2 separate regions of the Homo sapiens genome follow, and region 1 is linked to region 2. Evidence: read pairs that join two places in POLR2A ChIA-PET (ENCODE). Cell type or tissue: PC-9. All regions are shown on one strand.

Region 1 (8,000 bases), 650 kb before region 2:
TCTGAAAAAAAAAAAAGATGAAATGTATTTATACACCCATAAATACATAGATTTATGGGTGTATATACATAAATACAGTAAGTATTCATAATACTTACTGTATTTAATACATAAATACATAAATACAGTAAGTATTCAATAATATTTAATAAATACTATTATTGTGGTTGAAACTTTAGAAAATTCAAACAATTAGAAAGAGCAAGAAAAGGTAATTTTTGTGTTTTTAGTAGAGGAGGGGTTTCGCCATGTTGGCCAGGCTGGTCTCGAACTCCTGGACGTCTACTCCTGACCTCAAGTGATCCGCCTGCCTCGGTCTCCCACAGTGCTGGGATTACAGGCGTGAGCCACCGTGCCCAGCCACCAGGCTAATTTTTTTTGTATTTTTAGTAGAGACAGGGTTTCACCATGTTGGCCAGGCTGGTCTTGAACTCCTGACCTCAATGATCCACCTACCTTGGCCTCCCAGATTGCTGGGATTACAGGCATGAGCCACTGTGCCCAGCCAGGATTTTATTACAAAGGAAGAAGAAATGAGATTAGTGAATCAAAACTATACATATTTTTATTATCTATTACAGTTTATTATACATAGTATTATATCATTGTATGTTTTTAATATTTATTGAATACCAGGAAAATATACAATAAAAATGTTTTTCTTTAAAACAAATTAAAGTGGGCTGGGCATGGTGGCTCACGCCTATAATCTTAGCACTTTTGGAGGCCCAGATAGGAGGATTGCTTGAGCCCAGGAGGTTGAGACCAGCCTGGGCAATGTAGTGAGACCCCATCTCTACATACAAAAACTAGCCAGGCATGATGGTGCCTGCCTGTAATCTCAGTTACTTGGGAGGTTGAGGTGGAAAGATTGCTTGAGCCCAGGAGGTTGAGGCTGTAGTGGACTGAGACCGTGCCACTGTACTCCAGCCTGGGCAGCAGAAGGAAACTCTATCTCAAAAAAAAAAAAGAAAAAAGAAAAGGAAAAGTTAGCCAGGCATGGTGAAGCATACCTTTAGTCCCAGCTACTTGAGAGGCTGAGGTAAGAGGATAGCTTGTGCCTCGGAGGTTGAGGTTGTAGTGACTCACTGCGCTCCAACCTGGGCTACAGAGAAACACCCTGTCTCACAGACACACCAAAAAACCAAAAAACATTAATTATTTTTCCCCAAGTAAAGATCTTTCTTTTTTTTTTTTTTTTTTTTGAGATGGAGTCTCGCTCTGTCCCCCAGGCTGGAGTGCAGTGGCACATTCTCAGCTCACTGCCAGCTCTGCCTCTTGGGTTCACGCCATTCTCCTGCCTCAGCCTCCCAAGTAGCTGGGACTACAGGCACCTGCCACCACACCCGGCTAATTTTTTTGTATTTTTAGTAGAGACGGGGTTTCACCGTGTTAGCTAGGATGGTCTCGATCTCCTGACCTCATGATCCGCCCGCCTTGGCCTCTCAAAGTGCTGGGATTACAGGTGTGCGCCATCGCACCCGGCCAAAGATCTTTCTTGTTACCTACCGTGAACATAACAAAGTAGTGTTTTTAAAAGTACGAAGACTGTAGCAGAATGGCTATATTTAAGTCATGGCTCCATAGTTTACTTGCGGTTATACAACTTTGGATGTCACTTAACCTCTCTAGTTGGAATTTTGTTGTCCATAATGTGAGGATGATAATAGTACCTACCTCATAGGGTTGCTACGAAGATGAAATGGGCCAGGTGCAGTGGCTTAAGCCTGTAATCCCAACACTTTGGGAGTCTGAGGACAGCAGATCACTTGAGGGCAGGAGTTCGAAACCAGCCTCGCTAAGATGGTGAAAACCCATCTCTACTAAAAGTACAAAAATTAGCCAGGCGCAGTGGCTCACACCTGTAATCCCAGCACTTTGGGAGGCTGAGGCAGGCAGATCACCTGAGGTCAGGAGTTTGAGACCAGCCTGGCCAACATGGTAAAACTCCATCTCTACTAAAAATACAAAAATTAGCTGGCAAAGCCCAGCCCATGGTTCCAACGCCCAGCCTCTAATCTTAGCTTTTTGGGAGGCTGAGGCAGGAGAATCTCTTGAAGCCAGGAGGTGGAGGTTGCGGTGAGCCAACATCGCATGACTGCACTCCAGACTGGGTGACATGTCAAGTGAGACTCTGTCTCCAAAAAAAAAAAAAAAAAAAAAAAAACAATAACAATAAAAATACAAAAATCAGCTGGGAGTGGTAGTGCACGCCTGTAGCCCCAGGTATTCGGGAGCCTGAGACAGAAGAATCGCTTGAACCTGGGGGGCAGAAGTTGCTGTGAGCCGAGATCATGCCACTGCACTCCAGCCTGGGAGACAGAGTGAGATTCCATCTCAAAAAAAAAAAAAAAAGATGAAATGTATTTATATACACCCATAAATACATAGAGCAGTAAGTATTCAATAATATTCAATAAATACTATTATTGTGGTTGAAACTTTAGAAAATTCAAAAAATTAGAAAGAGCAAGAAAAGGTAATCAATAATCCATCTTCCAAAGGCAACCGATATTAAAATGTTGAAGTATTTACTTACAATAAAATTTCTATGGATATTTGTACCCAGTGGAAATACTTATGTATGTGATTTGTATGTTATTTTTTATTTTTATTTTTTAGACCAGATCTTGCTCTGTCATGCAGCCCCCTGCCTTAGTAGCTGGGATTACAGGTGTGCACCACCTCGCCTGACTAATTTTTGTATTTTTTGTAGAGAGGAGGTTTCACCATGTTGACCAGGCTGATCTTGAACTCCTGGGCTCAGGTGCTCCACCTGCCTTGGCCTCCCAAAGTGCTGGGATTACAGGTGTGAGCCACCGCGCCCAGCTGATGATTTGTACTCTTCTTTAGTCCAGAGCCTCTCTTCTCTTCTTCATTCTGCTTTGTGTCTCAGGAGGGACTCATGAGGACTCCATCAATGGATTCTATTGAGCTCTTCTATTTGGGTTTACCTAATGGGGACACTATGATAGGGTATTAATTTCCCTTCTCCTTTGAGGGAGTGGGGTGGGTTGGCTGTGCCCCTTTACTGAAGGTCTCACCTCTTCTCAGATGCTCTTTCTTGGGATCTCCATTTCAGCCTATGTTTGATAACTGCTGTTGATAGACAGCTGCAACAAGTTCTGCAATAATCTTTTTTTTTTTTTGAGACGGAGTCTCTCTCTGTCGCCCAGGCTGGGGTGCAGTGGCGCAATCTCGGCTCACTGCAAGCTCCGCCTCCCGGGTTAACGCCATTCTCCCGCCTCAGCCTCCTGAGTAGCTGGGACTACAGGCACCCACCACCACGCCCGGCTAATTTTTTTTTGTATTTTTAGTAAAGACGGGGTTTCACCGTGTTCGCCAGGATGGTCTTGATCTCCTGACCTCGTGATCTGCCCGCCTCTGCCTCCCAAAGTGCTGGGATTACGGGTGTGAGCCACCGGGCCCGGCCAAGTTCTGCAATAATCTTTATTGGTTTCCCTAAACCTTTTGCAAATGATCCCTTTGCTAAATCGCCTCAAATTACCCAGTTTGAGTGTACCATGTCCTTTCTTCTAGGACTTTGATACATAGGAGAAGAACAATGTTTTTTTTTCAGGAAGATTAATTTTAGTAGCTGTATAATATTCTATAGTGCCAATATACCAACAATAATAGCAATTACTTAATGTGCATGTCAGGTGCTTTATAGACATCATTTTATTCAGTAATTAGCACCTCCAGAGATTCGTATTTTACAGATGAGGAAAGTGACTTCAGGGAAGGCTGAAAACTTATTTGCCTGAGGTTACAGAGCTGACAAGCAGCAAGGTCAGTCTTCAGAATCTGTATTCTTCCCACTAAACCCAGTGGTTCCAAAGCCCAGCTAATCATGAAAGAGAAAAATCTGGCTGGCACGGTGGCTCACGCCTGTAATCCCAACACTTTGGGAGGCTAAGGCAGGCAGATCTTTTGAGCTTTTGACCAGCCTAGCCAACCTGGGAAAACCACATCTCTACTACAAATACAAAACTTAGCCAGGTGTGGTGGCGCGCACCTGTACTCTCAGCCACTTGGGAGGCTGAAACACAAGAATCATTTGAATCTGGGAGGCAGAGGTTGCAGTGAGCTGAGATCGAGCCACTGAACTCCAGACTGGGTGAGGGAGTGAGACTCTGTCCAAAAAAAAAAAAAAAAAAGAGAGAGGGAGAGAAATCTATTTCCACTCCCAGAGATCTTAACTTAGTAGCTCAAGAGTAAGACCCATAAATCTCTATTTTTATAAAAGTTCCTCAGGGGATTCTGATGATAAGCTGGATTTGGGAAAGAAAGCACAGTTTACCTCATCTTAATATACTGATGTTTCCTTTTTATTGGATATTTAGATCATCTTTTGTCCTTATAAATAAGACCAAAATAAAGATGGTTATATATAAAGCCTTGCCCATATTTAATACTGTTCACATAATACAAATCTCAAAAGAATGAATAGTGAATCAAAAACAGAAATATTTTTGGCTGGGCGTGGTGGCTCATGCCTGAGGATCACCTGAAGTCAAGAGTTTTAGATCAGCCTGGCCAACATGGTGAAACCCTGTCTCTACTAAAAAAAAAAATTAGCCAGGTGTGGTGGCACACATCTGTAATCCCAGCTACTTGGGAGGCTGAGGCATGAGAATCACTTGAGTCTGGGAGGCGGAGGTTGCAGTGAGCTGAGATCACGCCACTGCACTCCAGCCTGGGCTACGGAGCAAGACTCCATCTTAATAAATAAATAAATTAAAAAAATAAATAAATAGTCATCGGCAAAGCCTGAGTCCTGTCCTCTCACTCCTCCCCGGACAGAATGAGCTTCACCATTCGTTCCACCTTCTCCACCAGCTACTGGTCCCTGAGCTCTGTCCAGGTGCCCAGCTACGGCGCTCGGCCAGTCAGCAGCTCTGCCAGCATCTATGCAGGTGCCGGGGGCTCTGGTTCCTGGATCTCCGTGTCCCGTTCCACCAGCTTCCGGCTCGGCATTGGGTTCCAGGGCCTGGCTGCTGGGATGGCCGGGGGTCTGGCAGGAATGGGAGGCACCCAGAACTATAAGGAGGCCATGCAAAGCCTGAACGACCGCCTGGCCTCCTACCTGGACAGAGTGAGGAGCTTGGAGACCGAGAACTGGAAGCTGGAGAGCAAAATCCGGGAGCATCTGGAGAAGAAGGGACTCCAGGTCAGAGTCTGGAGCCATTACTTCAAGACCATCGAGGACCTGAGGGCTCAGATCTTCGCAAATACTGTGGACAATGCCTTCATCTTTCTGTAGATCAACAATGCCCGTCTTGCTGCTAATGACTTTGGAGTCAAGTATGAGACAGAGCTGGCCCTGTGCCAGTCTGTAAAGAACTACATCCATGGGCTCTGCAAGCTCACTGATGACACCAATGTCACTTGGCTGCAGCTGGAGACAGAGATCGAGGCTCTCAAGGAGGAGCTGGTCTTCATGAAGAAGAACCACAAAGATTAAGTAAAAGGTCTACAAGCTCAGACTGCCAGCTCTGGGTTGACCGTGGAGGTAGATGACCCCAAATCTCAGGACCTTGCCAGGATCATAGCAGACATCCAGGCCCAATATGATGAGCTGGCTTGAAAGAACTGAGGGGACCTAGACAAGTACTGGTCTCAGCAGATTGAGGAGAGACCACAGTGGTCACCACGCAGACCGCCAAGGTTGGAGCTGCTGAGATGCTGCTCACGGAGCTGAGACATACAGTCCAGTCCTTGGAGATCGACCTGGACTCCATGAGAAATCTGAAGGCCAGCTTGGAGAACAGCCTGAGGGAGATGGAGGCCCGGTACACCCTGCAGATGGAGCAGCTCAACGGGATCCTGCTGCACCTGGAGTCAGAGCTGGCACAGACCCGGGCAGAGGGACAGTGCCAGGCCCAGGAGTAGGAGGCCCTGCTGAATATCAAGGTCAAGCTAGAGGCTGAGATTGCCACCTACCTGCCTGCTGGAAGACGGCAAGGACTTCAATCTTGGTGATGCCCTGGACAACTCCATGCAAACCATCCAAAAGACCACCACCCGCAGGATAGTGGATGGCAAAGTGGTGTCTGAGACCAATGACACCAAAGTTCTGAGACGTTAAGCCAGAAGAAGCAGGGTACCCTTTGGGGAGCAGGAGGCCAATAATAAGCTCAGAGATAAAATAAATAAATATTTTTAAGATTTTTGGTTTTTTTGAGATGGAATCTTGCTCTGTTACCCAGGCTGGAGTGCAGTGGGGCGATCTCGGCTCACTGCAACCTCCACCTCCCGGGTTCAAGCAATTCTCCTACCTCACATTCTGGAGCAGCTGGGACTACAGGCACACTCCACCACGCCCAGCAAATTTTTGTATTTTTTTTTTTTTTGAGACGGAGTCTCGCTCTGTCGCCCAGGCTGGAGTGCAGTGGCGCAATCTCAGCTCACTGCAAGCTCCGCATCCCGGGTTCAGGCCATTCTCCTGCCTCAGCCTCCCGAGTAGCTGGGACTACAGGCGCCTGCAACCACACCCGGCTAATTTTTTGTATTTTTAGTAGAGAAGGGGTTTCACTGTGTTAGCCAGGACGGTCTCGATCTCCTGACCTCGTGATCCACCCGCCTCGACCTCCCAAAGTGCTGGGATTACAGGCATGAGCCACTGCGCCTCGCCAAATTTTTGTATTTTTAATAGAGATGGGGGTTTCACCATATTGGCCAGCCTGGTCTGGAACTCACCACCTTGGCCTCCCAAAGTGTTGGGATTACAGGCATGAGCTACAGTGCCCAGCCGATTTTTGATATGTTTTATTCAAACATTCATTCATTCGGCTACTTAAATATTCATTTAAAAATTCTGCATGCTTTCCCTGACTGGCCAACATGGCGAAACCCCATCTCTGCTAAAAATACAAAAATTGCCAGGCACGGTGGCTCATGCCTGCAATCCCAGCACTTTGGGAGGCTGAGGAGGGCAGATCACCTGAGGTCAAGAGTTCGAGACCAGCCTGGTCAATGTGATGAAACCTTGTCTCTACTAAAAATACAAAAATTAGCTTGGCATGGTGGTGGGCTCCTGTAGTCCCAGCTACTCAGGAGGCTGAGGCAGGAGAATCGCTTGAACTCGTGAGGCGGAAGTTGCAGTGAGCAGAGATTGTGCCACTGCACTCCAGCCTGGGAGACACAGCCAGACTCTGTCTCAAACAAAACAAAACAAAACAAAACAAAACAAAACAAAGCAAAACAAAACATCACAAAAATTAGCAGGGCGTGGCGGCACATGCCTGTAATTCCAGCTACTTGGGAGGCTGAGTCATTAGAATCAGTTGAACCTGGGAGTTAGAGGTTACAGTGAGCCAGAATTGCACCATTGCACTCCAGCCTGGGCAAAAGAGTAAAACTCCATCTCAGAAAAAAAAAATATTCTGCATTCTTTCTACAAATATTTATTAGACGTTTATCATGTGCCAAGCACTACGCCAGAGTTTTGAAATACAACAGTGAGGCCAGATGCGGTGGCTCATGCCTGTAATCCCAGCACTTTGGGAGGCTGAGGCAGGAGGATCACCTGAGGTCAGGAGTTCAAGACCAGCCTGGCCAACATCGTGAAACCCCATCTCTACTAAAAACAAAAAAACTAGCCAGGCGTGGTGGTACAGGCCTGTAATCCCAGTTACTTGGGAGCCTGAGGCAGAAGAATCGCTTGAACCCCGGAGGCAGAGGTTGCAGTGAGCTGGGATCGCGCCATTGCACTCCAGCCTGGGTGACAAGAGTGAAACTCCATCTCAAAAAAAAAAAAAAAAAGAAAAAAGAAAAAAGAAAAAATCTGCATTGTTTCTACAAACATTTATTAGAAATTTATCATGTGCCATGCACTGTGCCAGAGTTTTAAAATAGTGAGGCCGGGTGTGGTGGCTCATGCCTGTAATCCCAGCACTTTAGGAGGCCAAGGCAGGAGAATCACTTAAGCCCAGGAGTTTGAGACCAGCCTGGGCAAAGTGGTAAAACCCTGGCTCTACTAAAAATACAAAAATTAG
Region 2 (8,000 bases):
ACATGTGCCTGTAGTCCCAGCTATTTGGGAGGCTGAGGCAGGAGGATTGCTGGAGCCCAGGAAATCGAGACTGCAGCGAGCTGTGATCATGCCACTGCACTCCAGTCTGGGTGACAGAGTGAGACCCTGTCACCAAACAAAAACAAAACAAAAAACTCAGGTATAGTTGAAAGGGGCTTTTTATGAGTAACAAAAGACACTCTTTTCAAATTATCACTTGGGAAATTACAAAGGTTTTAGGAGCTCTAGGCGGGAAATGAAGACAAAGACTAAATATATATTTTTTATTATACTGCAATATCACACTAGTCTTGATTTATTTTCTTTTTTACTTTCTTTTTTTTTTTTTTGAGACTGTCTCACTCTATCACCCAGGCTGGAGTGCAGTGGTGTGATCTTGGCTCACTGCAACCTCTGCCTCCCGGGTTCAAGCGATTCTCCTGCCTCAGCCTCCCGAGTAGCTGGGATTACACACGTGCGCCACCATGCCCGGCTAATTTTTGTATTTTTAGTAGAGATGGGGGATTTCACCATGTTGACCAGGTTAGTCTCGAACTCCTGACCTCAGGTGATCCGCACACCTCGGACTCCCAGATGGCTGAGATTTCAGGCGTGAGCCACTGCGCCCGGTCTTGATTTATTTTCCATTTACCTGTTTATTGTCTGTTTCTTATCCCTAGAATGTGAGAGGACAGGGGCCTTGTCTGCATTGTTCACTGTGGTATCCCCAGCACATGACACAAAACATGTGCTCAGAAAATACTTACTGAAAATACTTACAGAAAATACCTACTTTACAAGCCTCACCTCTACCAAACAACAGGTGGACTCAAGCCCTGGAGGGACAGAGATTAAGGTCTCACAAACACCAGGACATCTGGTCAACCTGGTTCCTCCCAATGCCTGCAGGTGATTGAGAGCTGACCTCAAAGGGACCTCAAAGAAATTCTGGTTTATCTGGAGTTCTAGAGAGGTTAAAGGACTAGCCCTATGTTATACACTCAGTTTACATTTAACATAGGGCTAAAACCAACATTTCCTAATTCCCTACCAACTGAGCTCTAATTTCAAAGTATCTTAGTGTAAGAAGAAATCGCCAGATCCCATCTGCTCTAGTCCTTCCAAACAGCACCCTATCATTACCCGCATTTAAAAGATAAGACATCTGGTGCTAAAAGAAGTAAATGACTTTTCCTAGGTCACACGCCTATTGAAAGGCAAGGAAGGACTTCATTCGTTTTTTTTTTTGTTTTTTTTTTTTTGAGGCGGAATCTCACTCTGTCACCACCAGGCTGGAGTGCAGTGTTGCCATTTCAGCTCACTGCAACCTCCGCCTCCTGGGTTCAGGTGATTCTCCTGCCTCCTGAGTAGCTGAGACTACAGGTGTGTGCCACCACACCCGGCTAATTTTTGTATTTTTAGTAGAGACGGGGTTTCACCATGCTAGCCAGGCTGGTCTTGAACTCCTGACCTCAGGCAATCCACCCACCTCGGCTCCCAAAGTGGTGGGATTACAGGCGTGAGCTACTGCGCCTGGCCTGAAGGACTTCATTCTTACACCACACTGTCTCCAGGTTTTTGTTTTTTTGGTTTTTTTTGAGACGGAGTTTCGCTCTTGTGGCCCAGGCTGGAGTACAATGGTGCAGTCTTGGCTCACTCCAACCTCCGCCTCTCAGGTTCAAGCGATTTTCCTGCCTCAGCCTCACAAGTAGCTGAGATTACAGGCGTGTGCCACAATGCCTGGCTAATTTTGTATTTTTAGTAGAGATGGAGTTTCTCCATGTTGGTCAGGCTGATCTTGAACTCCCGACCTCAGATGATCTGCCCACCTCAGTCTCCCAAAGTGCTGGGATTACAGGCTTGAGCCACTGCACCCGGCCTTGTCTCCAGGTTTTAATCTTCTGTATTCTAGATTTTGTACAACCATGGAATTAAGTATCTTTCCCATATTAGACCCATTAGCAAATACCCCTGAGAGAGAGAGAGAGATTAGGTGCAGAAATAGCTCAGGAATGCCAAATCATTTAACAGATGCAGTGCTTTTGTTCTTGATTCATTAATTCATTCAACAAATATTTGATTCCCTACTATGTGCTGTAAATTATTGTGGATACTGGGAATACAGCAATGAATAAAACAAAACCTCATGCGGGAGAAAGGCAATGACAAACAAATAAACATATTTGTACATCTGAGGCATATCAGGTAGCCAAAGTGCTATGAAGAAGAATAAAGCAGGGGCCGGCGCGGTGGCTCACGCCTGTAATCTCAGCACTTTGGGAGGCCAAGGTGGGTGAATCACCTGAGGTCACGAGTTCGAGACCAGCCTGGCCAACATGGTGAAACCCTATCTCTACTAAAAATACAAAAATTAGCCAGGCATGGTGGCACGTACCTGTAGTCCCAGCAACTTGGGAGGCTGAGACGCGAGAATCGCTCGAACCTGGGAGGTGAAGGTTGCAGTGAGCCGAGATCGTGCCACTGCACCCCAGCCCGGGAGACAGGGCAAGACCCCCTCTTCAAAAAAAAAAAAAAAAAAAGAATAAAGCAGGATAAGGAGACAGTGACGGGCAGGGAACAGCGCTGCTTTAAATAAGTTGGTCAGGGAAAGACACTCCAGTCAGATGCCACTTGAGCAGAGATCTGAGTGAATTAACGACATGAACTAGAGAAAGAATATTCCACGCCAAAGAGAACAGAGGCACAGTGGCCCAAGGCAGGCAGGAGTTTAGCATAACTCAAGGGAGGGTCCAGAGGTCCTGCGGCTGGAGTGGAGTGAGCCGGAAAGAGGAAGGAAAGGTCACATGAAGAGCTGGGGCCAGGTCCTGATGGTAAGTGCTCTTTGGAACTCCTCCTTTTAAAACTGGCGTGTCTTCAGGAAGCTGAATATCTACAAAGCTAGGCCTCGGAGAGAAGGCTTTTCCTGAGTATGTTTGTGTGAGTGATTCCGTGTGTTAACAAAGCGCCCCAGGATTTGCCTTTTCTTCCCCTGTTTCTTGCTGTTAGAATGTTAATCTGGCTAAATCCATTCAGCTTCACTCGTTTGGAAATCAGTCATCTAATGCTTGTAGCGAAAAAAGGAGACAAGCTAATACATCTCAACAGAGCAGATACGTGGGAGCCACTCCCACAGATCAAGATCCTTGCAGAAACCCAAGCCATTGTTCAGCCAATAGTAAATAAGAATCCGAGTCATTCTAAAACTGAGTAGAAAGCTGAGTCATCCTTCCCTCTATCAAGAGCTTTATTCCTTTTGCATCCTGTGGATCTTGGTTGGTTAACACATTACTGAATGGTGACGTGGGTAGGTCTGTCTGCCTGCATCAAATCCTGCCCTAACCACATTCTCAAGATAGTTTTCACCACATTTACTAAACTTCCTTGAACCTCAGTTTCCTCCTCTGCAGGAGGAGGGTATGAATGCTTTATTAGTTTTCTACTGCTGTGTAATAAATTAGCACAGATCTAGAGGGTAAGAGCTACTCCCACTCATCATTTCACAGTGCTGTAGGCCAGAGGCCCCAGATGGCGTAACCAGGTTTTCTGCTAAGAGCCTTGAAACGCTGAAATCAAGATGTTGGTTGTCCGTGTCCTCACCTAGAGCTCAGGGTCTTCCTCCAAGCTCATCCCTGTTGTCAGCAGAATGTAGGTTCCTGCAGTTGTGGGACCGAGGCCTTGTTTCCTCACTGGCTGTCAGCAGAGGCCATTTCTCAGCTCCTTAAGCCTGCCCCCTTCCTCCACAGTGACCCTCTATTCCAAAGCAGCAACTACACACCTAACCCTTCTGACACTTGGAAAACATCTGACTTCTGCTCTCAGCCAGAGAAAGCTCTCTGCTTTTATTCTTTTTTTTATCTACTTATTTATTTTGTAGAGTGGGGATCTCGCTATGTTGCCCAGGCTGATTTTAAACTCCTGGGCTCAAGTGATCCTCTTGCCTTGACCTCCCAAAGTGCTGGGATTACAGGCATGGGCCACCATGCCTGCCGCTTTCTGCTTTAGCAGCTCATGTTCACCCAGATAATCACTCTTTCTTAAGGTCAACTGTGCCATACAACATAATATAATCATCAGAGTGAAATCTCATCATATTCACAGGTTCCAGAGATAAAGGACATCTTTAGGGTCCATTTTAGACATTCTGCCTACAACAAATGCCTTCCTTGCAGAACTCTTTTGAAAATTAGAGATGATGTATGTGTGTAAAATAGTTGCCAGCTGCTAATAGCTGCTATTACTATAAGAGCCTCTTTGATGCAGGGAGCAACTAAGTAACTGAGCTACTCAGTGAATCAAGTATAAGACCAGACTCCGGTGCCAGGGCTGTGGCTCATGCCTATAATCCCAACACTTTGGGAGGCCGAGGCAGGCGGATCACCTGAGGTCGGGAGTTCAAGACCAGCCTGACCAACATGGAGAAACCCTGTCTCTACTAAAAATACAAAATTAGCCAGGCGTGGTGGCGTGTGCCTGTAATCCCAGTTACTCAGGAGGTTGAGGCAAGAGAATAGCTTGAACTGGGAAGGCGGAAGTTGCAGTGAGCGGAGATCACGCCACTGCACTCCAGGCTGGGTGACAGAGCGAGACTCCGTCTCAAAAAAAAAAAAAAGATCAGACTCCAAACAGTCTATGGTAAACACCTATCATTACCTTTCTTATATGTATGAATATTAAAACAGCATTTCACGCATAACAAGTACACTGTTTTTATTGGAGCATTTATTAATGAGTTGATTTGGAAGTTCACCTTAGACAAAGATTGAGTTCCTCCCCTTTTCTCTGAATACATTATTTCTCTCTTTTATCAAATCATTTTGGCAAAGCTGCTGCTTCTTCTTCCTTCTCATGTACTTTGGTGGAGTTCCTTAACACAGGACTCTGCATTTGGCTTTTATAGCACAAGTATTGCTATGATCTGAATTTGGTGATCCTCCAAAATCCATACTGAAATCTCTTTTTCTTTTTTTTTTTTTTTTTTTTGAGATGGAGTCTCACTCTGTTACCCAGGCTGGAGGGCAGTGGCACAATCTCAGCTCACTGAAACCTGCACCACCCGGGTTCAAGGGATTCTTGTGCCTCAGCCTCCCAAGTAGCTGGAACTACAGGCACGAGCTACCATGCCTAGCTAATTTTTTTTTTTTCCAGAGACGAGTCTTACTCTGTCACCCAGGCTGGAGTGGAGTGCAGTGGCACGATCTCGGCTCACTGCAACACCTCCACCTACTGGGTTCAAGTGATTCTCCCGCCTCAGTCTCCCCAGTAGCTGAGACTACAGGCACCCTCCACCATGCCTAGCTAATTTTTGTATTTTTAGTAGAGACGAGGTTTTGTCGTGTTGATCAGGCTGGCCTCAAACTCCTGACCTCAGGTGATCCGCAAACCTCGGCCTCCCAAAGGGCTGGGATTACAGGCATGAGCCACCACACCCAGCCAAAACTTTAAGGACTAAGAGCTAGACCATAATGTGTCAGAAGACTCTTTTCCCCTCTGCCATGGCAACTGGCAATATTCCAAATAGCTTCTGTTCTTTTAGCCTGGGGGATACCTGTAATTATAGCATAACACAGTCCACCTGGGACTCTCACAGTGGCGACACTGAATATTTCTATGCAACCTTAAAAATCTCCACAGATTGGCCAGGCATGGTGGTTCACTCCTCTAATCCCAGCACTTTGGGAGGCCGAGGAGGGAAGATCACCTGAGGTCAGGAGCTCGAGACCAGCCTGGCCAACATGGTGAAACCCCATCTCTACTAAAAATACAAAAATTAGCCAGGCGTGGTGGTGGGTTCCTGTAATCCCAGCTACTCAGGAGGCTGAGGCAGGAGAATCCCTTGAACCCGGGAGGCAGAGGTTGCAGTGAGCTGAGATCACGCCACTGCACTCCAGCCTGGGCAACAGAGTGAGACTCTATCTAAAAAAAAAAAAATCTCCACAGATAGGTTTATTATTATTCCTGTTTTACAGACTGTGTAACTAAGGCTCAGAGAAGTCAAAGAACGTGCCCATAGTCACATCTAGTAAGTGGTTAAAGCCAAAATTCAAACCCAGACCACTGGATTCCTAAATCTGAGCTTCTAACTATAGCCAGTAAAAGCCTGACCTAATGTAATGGAAATGGAGATGAACAAATGTGCCTAGAAAAGTGAAGTTTTTTTTGTTTTGTTTTGAGATGGCGTCTCGCTCTATAGCCCAGGCTGTAGTGCAGTGGCGCAATCTTGGCTCACTGCAGCCTCCACCTCCTGGGTTCAAGGGATCCTCCTGCCTCAGCCTTTTGAGTAGCTGGGATTACAGGCACCCGCCACCACACCCAGCTAATTTTTCTATTTTTAGTAGAGACAGGGTTTCATGGTGTTTGTCAGGCTGGTCTCAAACTCCTGACCTCAGGTGATCCACCCACCTCTGCCTCCAAAGTACTGGGATTACAGGCGTGAGCCATCTTGCACGGCCCCATTTTTTCTTTATTTCTAAAAATAAAATTTGTTGGACAATCTGGGGAGGATGAGCTAAGGTATGGATTTTCTTTGTATTTATATTGCTTGGGATTCACTGAGCTTCTTGGATTTATTGATATTTTCATCAACTTTGGGAAATGTTGGGCCATTCGTTCTTCCGTTATTTTTCTGTCCCATTCTCACTGTCTTTTTTTGGGACATCAGTTACATGTAGGTCTAATATTGTCCTCCAGGTCTCTGAGGCTGTATTAATTTTTTTCCAATCTTTTTTCTCTGTTTTTCGAATAGGATAATTCTTATTGGTTGGTCTTTGGGTTTACTGACTGTTTTGCCATCTTCCGTCTGCTGTTAAGTCTTTCCAGTGAGTTTTGTTATTTTATTTTGCCTTTCAGTTCTAGAGTTTGCATTTGCTTCTTTTTTAGAGTTTCCATTTCTCTGCTGAGGTTCCCTACTTACTCATTAAGATAATATTTTCCTTTATTTTGAACATATTTACATGTGTTCCTTTAATTCTTTAAATATCTTTATTTTTAATTTTTTTTTTGAAATAGAGATGAGGTTTCGCTATGTTGCCCAGGCTGGTCTCAAACTCCTGGACTCAAGCAATCTGCCAGCCTCGGCCTCTTAAACTGCTGGGATTACAGGCATGAGCCACTATGCCTGGTCTTTTTTTCCTTTAGAGACAAGATCTCCTCTGTCACTCAGGCTGGAGTGCAGTGGCACGATCATAGCTCGCTGCAGCTTTAAACTTCTGGGCTCAAGCGATCCTCCCTCCTCAGCTTCCTGAGTAGCTAGGACAATAGGCACAAGCCACCATACCCAGCTAATTTTTACTTTTCTTTTCTTTTCTTTTCTTTTTTTTGAGACGAGAGCTCACTCTTGTCACCCAGGCTGGAGCGCAGTGGCGCGATCTCGGCTCACTACAACCTCCAACTCGCTGATTCAAGTGATTCTCCTGCCTCAGCCTCCTGAGTAGCTAGGATTACAGGTGCGCACCACCATGCCCAGCTAATTTTTGTATTTTTGGTAGAGATAGGGTTTCACCATATCGGCCAGGATGGTCTCGATCGCTTGATCTTGTGATCTGCCCGCCTCAGTCTTTCAAAGTGCTGGGATTACAGGCGTGAGCCACTGCGCCTAGCCTTTACTTTTGTTTTTTTAGTAGAGACAGGGTATTATTATTATTATTATTATTATTATTATTATTATTTTACTTTATTTATTTATTTTTTTTGAGACAATCTTGCTCTGTCACCAGGCTGGAGTGTAGCGGCGTGATCTCAGCTCATGCAACTTCCACCTCCCAGGTTCAATCAATTCTCCTGCCTCAGGCTCCCGAGTAGCTGGGACTATAGGCGCCTGCCACCATGCCCAGCTAATTTTTGTGTTTTTAGTAGAGAGGGGGTTTCACCATGTTGGCCAGGCTGGTCTCGAACTCCTGACCTCAAGTGATCTGCCCACCTCGGCCTCCCAACGTGCTGGGATTACAGGCGTGAGCTACTGCGCCCGGCCACGAGACAGGGTAGTATTATATTTCCCAGGCTTG

What was found. ChIA-PET counts read pairs that join two places held together with the same protein. Peaks named below come from ENCODE experiments on the same cell type or tissue, not always from the same donor. Only the 100,000 strongest peaks of a DNase experiment are listed, where the experiment ranks them.
Region 1: POLR2A ChIA-PET joins it to region 2 with 10 read pairs; 2 of 35 experiments call an interaction of 5 or more read pairs at or near these places.

The regions. Positions count from the first base shown.
Region 1 is chr4:40,015,433-40,023,432 of GRCh38, forward strand. It overlaps the pseudogene KRT18P25. Among named protein-coding and RNA genes, the nearest start is that of N4BP2, 37 kb to the right of the region's middle. In PC-9, no CTCF peak of the experiment used is centred here; a DNase peak (open chromatin) is centred at 7,299; H3K27ac peaks cover 990 bases.
Region 2 is chr4:40,669,855-40,677,854 of GRCh38, forward strand. No RefSeq gene overlaps it. Among named protein-coding and RNA genes, the nearest start is that of RBM47, 44 kb to the left of the region's middle. RefSeq lists an enhancer at 2,428-3,627. In PC-9, no CTCF peak of the experiment used is centred here; DNase peaks (open chromatin) are centred at 917, 3,197 and 5,507; H3K4me3 peaks cover 2,100 bases; H3K27ac peaks cover 6,581 bases.